2 separate regions of the Homo sapiens genome follow, and region 1 is linked to region 2. A link is a loop called in an ENCODE intact Hi-C map of the cell type or tissue named here. Cell type or tissue: GM12878. All regions are shown on one strand. Links, peaks and the distances in the headings refer to the core of each region. The heading gives the core; the rest is flanking DNA.

Region 1 (5,381 bases), core at 147-5,146, 220 kb after region 2:
GAAACTTACATCATTCTCTATTTCTTTTCCCTGGAACTCCTAATCAGATGCATACTGGAGTCTCTCAATCCATTTCTATTCCCCTTAACTTCCCATACAAACATTAATATGTTTGTATGCATATATATGTATAATTTTTCTTTTTGTCTATATTTTGTTTATATTTCTGAGTTCTATTTTCCCATTGTAATAGATTATCCAGAGAAACAGAACCAATATGGTGTGTATATATATAGAGAGAGATTTGTTATAAGGAATTGTCTGACACAATTATGGAGACTTTCAAGTTTAAATCTGCAGTGTGGGCCAGCAGGCTTGAGATGCAGGACAGCTGATGGTGCAGATGAAGTCCTATTAAGTGATCTGCTGGAGAATCTCCTCTTACTTGAGAGAAGATTGGCTTTTGTTCTATTCAGTCCTACTCATCTGATTTGAAGAGACCTGCTCATGTTATGGAGGGCAATCTGCTTTACTCTGCCAATTGAAATGTTAAATTCACCCAAAAATATCCACACAGAAACACCCAGAATAATGTCTGACCAAATATCTGGGCAACCCATAGCCCAGTCAAATTGCCACATAAAATTAATTATCACTGCCACTTAAATACTCTCTTTTTATTGTTTGCTCTAAACTCTACTTCAGAATTTATTCCATTTATTATTTTTTAAAATAGCAATTTTTTAGTACACAATTTACTATTGTTACTATATTCTCTTATATAGGTTTAATTTTTGCTTTTTTGTTTCATCATTTCTTATTTTATCTTTTAATTTTTTATTATACTTTATCTCTTTGACAATCCTAAAGACTTCATTTTAAATCATTTTCAAATTGTCCTATCATTTTCATTTCATCTGACGTGAATTTATTTTCCCACATTTTATTTTGTTAAGTGCTTGTCTTATGGTTAATATTCCTCACGTGTCTCGGATTTTGGTTTTGTGGTTCATGTTCTATGAGTCCACTTCAGGTTATATATGGGCAGTTTGGGATTTCTATCTTGGTGTGATATTAGGAATATCAGATTTAATCTCTGTATCAGTCCATTTTCACACTGCTGATAAAGACATACCTGAGACTGGGTAATTTATAGAGAAAAAGAGGTTTAATGGACTCACAGTTCCCCGTGGCTGGGCAGGCCTCACAATTATGGTGAAAGATGAAGGAAGAACAAAGGGACTTCTTACATGGCAGCCGGTAAGAGAGAAATGAGAACCAAGCAAAAAGGGATTCCCATTATAAAACCACCAGATCTCCTCAAACTTATTCACTAGCACTAACAATATGGGGGAACCACACCCAAGATTCAATTATCTCCCTCCAGGTCCCTTGTGCAACATGTGGGAATTATGGGAGCTACAATTCAAGATGAGATTTGGGTGGGGAAACAGAGAAACCATATCAGTCTCTAAGCTAGCCGGTGCCTTGACCCAGGCCTTCCCTCAGGGGCTGTGCTCCACCTTCTTCTGCCTTCCTAGACATGCAGTTTTATGTAAGCCATAGATTCATGTTGCAGCATTTTTCCCCAGCCTCTTCATGACTTGACAGCAAAAGCAGAAATATGGGGATTTCTATACCCAATTTTAAACTAACAGAATTGCATATGCAGCTTCCTCTGCCTACTTTTTTGACCCGTGGCCCCACAGGGCTGGAGATTCAACTACATTGACATGGCTTGTATTTTACCGATCACTGTGATGGGTCAAAAGCAGAGTAAAGGCCTCAAAACGTGAAGTGATAACATGGTTTTGACTAAAGTTCTCCCATTTCTATTCTCCCTCTATTGTTACAGCTTCTCTAATGGTTCTCTTTGTATTCCTGGCATTCTCTGGAGGCTTCTGATAAAAACAGGGTCTTTAATTGCCCCCCTTTTCCAGTCAGGTCCCCAATAAGAAACAGATGTTGTACTCAAAGGGGGTAATTGAGGAGAGTTTACTAAAGGGACTGCTTGCAAAGATGTAGTCCAAGCTAAGATAAATTGGAAAGGATTGGTGAAGCTCCCAAGCCAACAACAACAGGCCTAGTAGAGAACTATCACTGTGCTATAGGAGAGAGCTGCCTGGCAGGAGTGCCAGCCTTTGATAGAGGAACATGGTCCACTACTGAACCTTAACTTGGTAAAGACAGAGACCAAGGAGTAAATACTCCCAACTCCTTCTCCTGCCCTTTGTTCCTCTGCTTCCCATGGGCCAAACTCAACAGGAAATCAGACTGCAAGGGACCCCTTAACATAGTCAAGAAAGGTCAGCCTCTCAGGGCACAGAGTAGGGCAAGGAGTGGATCTGGATGTGGTAAAGAAAGAACACACAGAATACAGAATAGCCCAAGACTACATTTCTCAGGTCACTTCCATCTTCACATTACAGAAATAAATCATCTTCCTTTTCCACTTCCCCCTCTTTAGCTAATGCCTTTTTTACTTTTTTTTTTTTTTAATTTCATAGGTCATTTCTTGAAAGAGTTGTCTAAAGGCACTGTCTGCACTTTATTCTTATTTGCTACTCAACCTCCTGTTGTTCAGTTTCTGACTTTATAGCCCCCTGAAATTTCTCTCCAGGAAGTTACTGATTTCTTGCTGAATTATAAACCCAATCCAAACTTTTGGATGCTTATCAACTGCATTGAGGCACTCCTTGCCTAAAGTCTCCTCCCCTCTTGATCTCTGTGTGACCACTTTCTCTCAGTTCCCCTCCTTTGAAACTGCAAAGGCAGCATGTAAGAGGAGCAACTACCTGGGCTGAATTAAGACCTGAAGGCCCCAAGGGAATGAGGCTAGTGATAGCCAGAGGTGTGGTGCAGGGTTCAGGGTGGGGAGCATGTCCTAACAGAGGAAACCACAGATGTGGTATCCATTGCTTCTTATTTGCCATCAGTGACTGCATGGTTGACCACCAAACTCTATAGGGTCACTCTGAAGAATAGAAAAAGCTGAAGTGGTCTAGAAGAAATTAGATTTTCTATAGGAAAGACATAAAGAAAACTTGGCAGAGGTATCTGTTTTTAAAAATACATAAATCTCGGCCTCGACCAACACTTATTTGATGTGACCCTTTCACCCAAGACCATTTCTTCATCCCACTAGAACCTCAGTTCTCAGCACTGAGCAATATCAGCTGACAGCCTTTCATCCAGCAGGACAACAGAACTGTGGGACCCCAGCAGAGACAAGGCTGTCAGTGAGGCCTGTCCTGGTGGGCTGTCATCCCACGTGGAGAGGTGAGAAAAGTAGGGTGGAAGAGGAAACGATGCTGAAGACTGAGGAGGCAGGTGGAATTCAAAGTTGGTCTTTTTTTTTCTTTTCCAAATTAAAGAGATGTTTTCTCTGCCACAGCTTCTGGGCCCTGATACAGCAATAAGTCAAACACCAGCATTCATCCCCTTGCAAATGGGAACCACCTCCCCACCTTGGAGCACAGACAGATTGTAGTTGAGACGCCCAGTGGAAAAAGCTGAGTATGGCTGGGCAGCCTCACACAGGCCTTTGCCTCTAGATCCCCTTGAGCTCCCTTCCCAAGAGTCCTTGACAAATATGCAGGGCTAAGAGGCTGTCCAAGGAATGCAGCCGTCTCAGCCATTCATTACCAAGGCTCAAAACCACAGGGGCAGGAAGAGCAGACAGAGCTGGGTAGGATCCGTCTCCGGTGAGGTTTGGAAATGGGAGATACCCCTGACTGGGCAGGCTGAATTGATGTGGTCTGGCCTAGGGGCAAGGGGATGGACAGAATGACCATCACCACTCTCAGCCAGCCTGGTGGGTCTATGAAAAGAGATGTTTGATTCATTCTCGGGCTCTACCCAAGTGACTCTGAAATATTCCTAGACGGTTGCCAGGACAGTCAATAGTGGGTGAAACAAAGACCCAGAAGCCAAAATTCTGGGCTTCCAAGCTGCTTCCTTCAATCTTCTTTAAGTGTTTTCCTTTATGTTTGTTCCTTTATGGCTTGTTCCCCTTCTCTGATAAACTGTAAGACCCCTGAGGTCAGAGGTGCTTTCCTCTCCTGCCCACTCCTTCCCCTTCTGCTTTCTTTCTCCTGCAAACCTGTGCTAGGACACCTTAAAAAGAAGGATTCCTGATGGACTCAAGATGATTTATCTAATTTGCAACTGGTCAGCCACAGGGCTATGGAGAGGGTGAGCAGGATTGGGGCTGGCAAGAATGATAAGAAGGAACAAACCTGGAACCATGATTACTCATTCATGGTCTTCCAGTTTACACTCTACTGTGATGACCATGAAAGAGAAAAAGAATTAGTAAAAAAGAAAAAAATACATAGACAGACTGCCCTCCCAGACACAGAAAAATTATTTTCTTACCCATAAGAAAATTCCATCAAACATGAAGATTAAATAGGGACCTAAAATCTGATACCTACCAGTATCTGGACACACCTGGATCCTGTGGAGGTGGCTCTGGGCAGACAGACAAGTTGGAGGGGCAGATGGAATTAGTCAAGTAGGGAAAGTCAGAGTGAATAAGTCAGGAAAGCCCTCCCACAGGAAGAATTTTGAGTAAGGATTTGTGAATGAGAAATCCAGAATAAAAAGAGGCAGGTATAGTTCTCTACAGAGAACTACGGCCAGCAGGGGATATTCACATGAGAGCTGGGCATGCAGACCAGGACCAGGAAACATTCTAGGAGAGCCCAAACATAAGGGGAAGTGGGCACATAGTGAAATGGGGCTGGGGGAGTGAGGTGATGGAGAGACGCTGTCCTAAAAGCTCAAGCTGAGGAGACTGGATTGAGTACAAGGGGACATTGGGAGCCAAGTCAGAGATCCATCCCAGCATCTCTGGAGGTCTGTAAGAAGCTGTGGTCTCTCTCTTCTCTCAAGGAGAATTGCAGGAGCTCTGATGCCTCAGAATTTCCCATGCAGGCAGACCAAGGGGAGAAGGAGAGATGCTTTCTCCAAAGAGCTCAAGAGGAGTCAGGAGAAGGTGAGATTAGCAGCCAGCAGGAAAAGGCATGGACCTCTGGTAAAGCCTTTAGAGATATCTTCCTTTCTCCTGCGGTGGGTGGGGGGAGGTTGTGATGGATATAAAGAGGCCTGATGGAAAGTCTGGATTTACATCAAGTGTGAGGGGAAGGACTCTGGGAAGGACGGCAGTACAGGAAAGTCAACACGTCACTGGCCTTCATTGTATTGGCCACCCAGGACTGAGTTCCGGCATGAGGCTTGTCCATGTTGTTTTTTGTTTGCCCTATACCCACAGCACAGATGGCCCATGGTGTGGAGGAGGCTCATTTCAAATCCATCATCAGTCATCTAAAGCGCACTAAAGTTCAACAAATGATTTCAAGTTCATCTTCAGTCAACTTCAGTGGACTTTTAAAATTCAACAAATGATTTTTCAATGTCTATCTCAAGCCAGGCACAGG
Region 2 (5,381 bases), core at 249-5,248:
CGCTGTGCTGGAAAAATAGATAAAAGGAAGTGATTTGGAGAGAAGGAAGAGAAGAACGTGGTTCTTGATCTCCGGGGACTGGTTCTAAGACATGCTTCTGAGGCTGAGGTTGATGCTATTGTGAAACCCAGCATGAAGCATAACCTTGTTAGGTCTAACCAGCAGAGAGTGGGAGAACAGTGTCTCTCTTCACTTCTGCTTCCTTTCCTCCCTCCTTTCCCACCCTGCTTTTGTGATTTGTTAATTATTTGAGGCAAGGGTATTGGAGGTGTCTAGGCTCTGTCTTCTGACTCAGTCTCATCCCTCCCTGGCCCATAAAAATGTCTCAGAGGCCTTGTTGATCTGAGAATATGAGGCAAACCAACCATCTCGCCCTTTCTAGGCTTGTACATGGGTTTCGGAACTGTCCCCCCATAAACCCTCCCTGTGATCCCACCCACCCAGCCACTATTGCCAGCCCAACTTACTGGAAATCTCTGTTCCTCTAAAGCAGACATTGGCTTTGTTCCCAGAGCCAGGCAAAATGGAAATGCTTTCTAAGAAAAACACAAACAAGAGAATTACATCCTGATCTGACCAGTTGGAAATTTCTTCACAGTATAATTTTATTTGTTCCTCATCAAGGATGCTTTATCCCTCTTTCTGCAAAGGCTGGCCTGGTAGGTCAAGAAAGTAACTGATACTTATTTTTTTCTCTAGTCACTAAAAAAAAATCAAACCCATATAAATTGCTGTCAATTCTGGTGACTTAGAATACAGTTATAGTTCTGGTATCATAAATAAGCTGATATGATGGTACTGAAAGAGCTATAGGGTCCCCCTTCTTGAAAGATATTTAAAGATTTGAGAAACTCCGAAAGGCCTCTGGTCTGTGGCCCTCACTCCCCTACTTCACCCATAGCTCAGATTATGTTCTTTCGTAGCGTGGTTATTGGATTCCACTCAACTGCCACCGTCTTTGGATAATGCCATCCAAGAGCATGACTATTCTCCAATGTCTAAGTTCTCCAAAAACCTCTTTGTTTTCCCTTGACCACTGCAGTCCAGTAAATGCTACATTATGTTAAAGGTGACCTCATTTGACCTTCAAATCATCTTTAAAACTGGCCTTCCCACAGTAAAAGAATTTCAGACCATAGACTGCAACCATTGTGTTTATCTCACACAATATTGTTTTGAAGGCTTCTGTCAATGTAACTCAAGTTTGAAGCACTAAGCTGGCACTTGATATATGCTGCTGAACAGTCTAACTACAGGATATACTATCTATTATTTTAGTAGCAATGGGAGGTATATGCCAAGCCTTGTTTTAGATGCTGCAAATGCCAATGTGCCTATGAACAGTCCAGCCTTAGACTCTAAAGAAGCTCTTACTACATATTCATATTCCAGTTCATAGATCTTTCTCCTAGACTTTGATTTTCGGATTATTTAATTGTTGTATTATTACTCAATTTTGTATCCATTTTTGCTTCATCTCTTTCCTTTGTCCTAATCCTTTGGAGGGAATAGCAACAGCAATGGTGAGGAGAAAGAGCCCAAGAAAGGTAGACTTGAATTCTGCTCTTAATTCATTCACTCTGTGATCACTGACTTCTCTCTTTACTTCTCTTATCTCAGCGAATTTATATGTAATATTAGGAGAATAGAAATGCAAGGGACCCTAGGAATAAAATAATTACTTATTGAAAATAAATAGTCAAAGACGACTATTATCCAGGTGTTAGAGATGGAAAGGTAAATCAGATTTGGTCCCTGACCCTTAGGGGCCAGTCTAGCAGGAAAACAATCTTGGAGCCTAGAGCTTTTTCCTTGTACCCAGCACATGCCTTAAACTTCGTGAGTGCTGGAGAACCAGATGTTAATTTGGGTGTGGGATTTTGAGCTAGTTCTTTTACCATAATTGCTATTTCCAAGTGGAGCTGATCGTCTTTCTACTTTCTCTTTCTAGGGGAGAAAGACATATTCTAGTATAGATCCTAGGTATTCCCATCTGACCTATAAATTGACTTTGTGATACAGCAGAAAAGGCATAAATTAAAATATTATCTTCTGTTACAAATTCCATAGTTTTGGATAAGTCATGTCCCTTTTTGTGCCTCATTTTATCCCACTGATAATAAGTGGTTTGAATTAGATGAGTTCTGGGGTCCCTCCTACTTTGAACATTCTTTGAGTTGAAGATCATGGCCACATCACTCAGCCCTGCTACTGGTGCCCAGGCTCTGGCCTTAGGAGTATGTGTCTAAGCTATTTGGTTGTCTCTTTTTCTGCCCCTTTCTCCCTTCAATCCATCTCTAATATCTGTACACCAGATCCACTGCCTTGGGCCTACTATATGTATTAGGTTGGTGCAAAAGTAATTGCGATTTTTGTCACTAAAAGTAACCGCAAAAACCGCAGTTACTTTTGCATCAACGTAATACTTCTGCTTCTCAGTTTCTCAGTTCCTTTTTTCTGTCTAGTGCTTTTCTTCTTGAAATTAGAATCGTTCTCTCCCTAGATTTTACCAACCCCCCTGATTTGGCAGAGGACTCTCAGCTTGAACCATATCTTGCTCCTGTGAACCTGTTTTCTTCAAGGCTTTGTAGTCTCTATTTTATAAGCAACACCTATGGACTTCTGAAAAAACGACTTGAGAATGCTGTTTTTTATGTTTTACACTCAGCTCCCTATAAATTACCATGCCTTTGTATTTTGATCATTTCTATTACTGTTCAAGGTTACATAACCTCATTCTATGCTACAGACTGAATGTGTTTTTGAAATAAAAGGCAGGGGAAAACTGTCATTAGAGGTAGTAAAATATAAAGCTTTTTTATTTCTTTCACAGTCTCCCTTGACTTGTCATGGTCGTGTTGTTTTTCAATTTGCTATTTCATGTTCTAAATAAAGAAAAATTGAAATGATAAATTACTAGCATAGATTTACCATTCATCTTGATATTGTGCAATGACACTTTTAAATGCAAACTAAGAGTATTTCATTCCTATGAGATTACCGAAATCACACAATTTATACTTCATAGCTTGTACACGCATATATATTTTGCTCTTATCAGAACACTGTAAACACTGCACGAAACCAGTTCAAGTATTTGTACTTTTCTTCTTAATAATATGCACATTCTATCAACACTCTCTACCTTTGACTTACTGATGAGTAAGAGGACTGAAAAGAAAAGGCACTATGGTTTGCCCTATCTTTCTCTTTCCTTCTATGGTATCATTTTCAGTGCAAGTGGTTGACTAATAGAGGAAGTAACATGAGTAATAAAGGATATGACAGAGTCCCTTGCTAATTCTTGTTTCTTAGAATGTCCTTGCCCTCTTTCTGGCTTGAATGGAAAATGTGGCCTCCTGGGACTGTCAGTGGTGTGGTCCCCACATCCTTAGTTGTACACATAACATGCTTACCGTGTGCTTGCTTTGAGTCCCTTCTGAGCTCCCATGCAATGTAGACTCATCGGAATCCCGTGCTCATGGGATTTTATGAACACTATATGCAAATAGGACAGCAAGAAATGGCAGTAAACGCTTTTATTGTTGCTATCTCCTCTGCTCCTGCACATGCTCCATGGTATCGTTGGACTTCACTTACAAAACACAGATACAAAGACAAAATTACTAAGAATTACCAAGAATTTTAATTTCAAGATGGCAACAGAGTATTAAACCAAAGATGAAGTCGTTCTGAGTGTGGGGTTTGCGAGATGGCACAGGTGGCACTCCCAGGAGCTCGTCTTGGCCAGGTCGCACCCTTGAGTCCATTGGAACCTGAATCTCACCCTGCTCTGCTATGCTATACTGACTCCAGCTGAATTCAAGGAGTTACAGTTTGAAACTCTCCAGACTCCAGTGGCCATCCCACTTGTGGTGAGTAGCTTTAAATAAAATATGCTCACAAATTATTTAATATACTTTCCTTTAAAAAATGGAGCTTAATTCCTTTCAAGTGTGGACTATTTTTAGTGACTTACCTCTAAAAAATATTATATGGCAAAAGTGATGAAGTATGATTTACAACAATTGATCCTGGAAGATACTGCATCTTCCATCTTGCTGTCTCTCCTAGATCACTTGCTCTGAGGGAGGACATCTGCTGTATCATGAGGACGCAAAACCATCCCATGGAGGGTGCTACATGCAGAGCAGCTGAGGCCTCCTGCTAGTTGTCAGTGAGGAACCGAGGCTTCTTGCCAATGGCCATGTGAGTGAGCCATCTTGCAAACAGATCCCCTAACCCCAGTTAAGCCCTTCAGGCAAACTGCAACGTTGTCAAGTCTTAACTGCAACCTCATGAGAGACCCTAGGCCATAGCCACCAGCTAAGCTGCTCTTGAATTCCTGACTCAGAAACTTTGAGATCATGAATCTTTGTTGTATTAGGCCTCCAACCTTAGGGGTAATTGGTTATGCAGCAATAGATAACTAATATACCATTATTTTCAAGCGGGACTATAAGCTTGGTACAACCCAAACACCAAAGTATATCCAAGAGTTTTCTTGGCCATGTTAGGAAGTCTCAGAAGACCTCAAAATGAAAAGCAGACAAGCCTCTACTCATAGAGTGCACATTAGGCCGATATAATATTTAGCTTTTCTAGATGCTTTATTTTTTAGGCACTGTACAGTAAAACCAGGGCTTCTTTCCTTGCCTTGATAAATGGTGAATGACATTGGATGCCACTCTCACCCCCATATGCTCACCAAAGGGAGAAGAATTGCTCACCTGATTGGTGGGAGTCATAGCAAATGAAATAGGTCCCTGTGCCACAATTCTGCCAGACTCAGACCTCACTTGTCATTTGGAGGAGCAATTTTGAATCACATTCTCCACTGTTCCTTGCAGGCCCCCAGCAGTAGTAACCCGCTGCTATGCGCAGTGAAAATCAGCTCAATTAGACAGCCTTGCGCATGCTTTCCCCCATCTCTACTTCACTCCCCTTTCTTTTCCCACTAACTTCCTGTGATCACCTCTTGAGGACCTTGGTGAGAGCACTGGACCAAACCAAGACAGTTGTTCGGTCTGGTGTTTTGGGGTAGGGCATGCTTTACAAGTTGGTGAGATTACCATCCCCTAAAAAGGGAGGAAGCAGAGATATCTCTCCCAACTCTTGCTTCTCTTATTTGGCAGTCTGACCTATCAGGCAGGCTAAATGGCCTAGACTAGTTCAGGCCCTAAGGCAAAAATGTGTTTTTTTCTTGTTGTCCATGACATTATTTTTTTCTTGTCACTTAGGAGAATGCTTTAGGCTGGCTTTTTCTTACAGTACCAATGCTAAGTCTCCACCCTGAGTTTGGAAGTTAATTAGAAGGAAGAGAAGCAGAGGCATATGAAGGAACTAGCAACATAGAGGTGCCTCAAATGGGGCTGGGGTGA

What was found. Hi-C counts contacts between places; a loop is a spot of excess contacts. Peaks named below come from ENCODE experiments on the same cell type or tissue, not always from the same donor. Only the 100,000 strongest peaks of a DNase experiment are listed, where the experiment ranks them.
Region 1: a loop joins it to region 2, with 4 times the contacts of the local background. A loop is called at or near these places in 2 of 110 quality-filtered maps.

The regions. Positions count from the first base shown.
Region 1 is chr2:217,442,371-217,447,751 of GRCh38, forward strand. The region is part of intron 3 of DIRC3 (disrupted in renal carcinoma 3); the gene reads right to left. Among named protein-coding and RNA genes, the nearest start is that of DIRC3-AS1, 160 kb to the left of the region's middle. In GM12878, for the core only: no CTCF peak of the experiment used is centred there; a DNase peak (open chromatin) is centred at 2,741.
Region 2 is chr2:217,220,320-217,225,700 of GRCh38, forward strand. It overlaps LOC105373872 (a long non-coding RNA gene), which reads right to left and starts at 538. Exons shown (of 3, transcript XR_923875.3): 1 at 468-538; 2 at 1-7. RefSeq lists an enhancer at 3,044-4,243. In GM12878, for the core only: no CTCF peak of the experiment used is centred there; DNase peaks (open chromatin) are centred at 2,372 and 3,262; H3K4me3 peaks cover 846 bases; H3K27ac peaks cover 3,237 bases.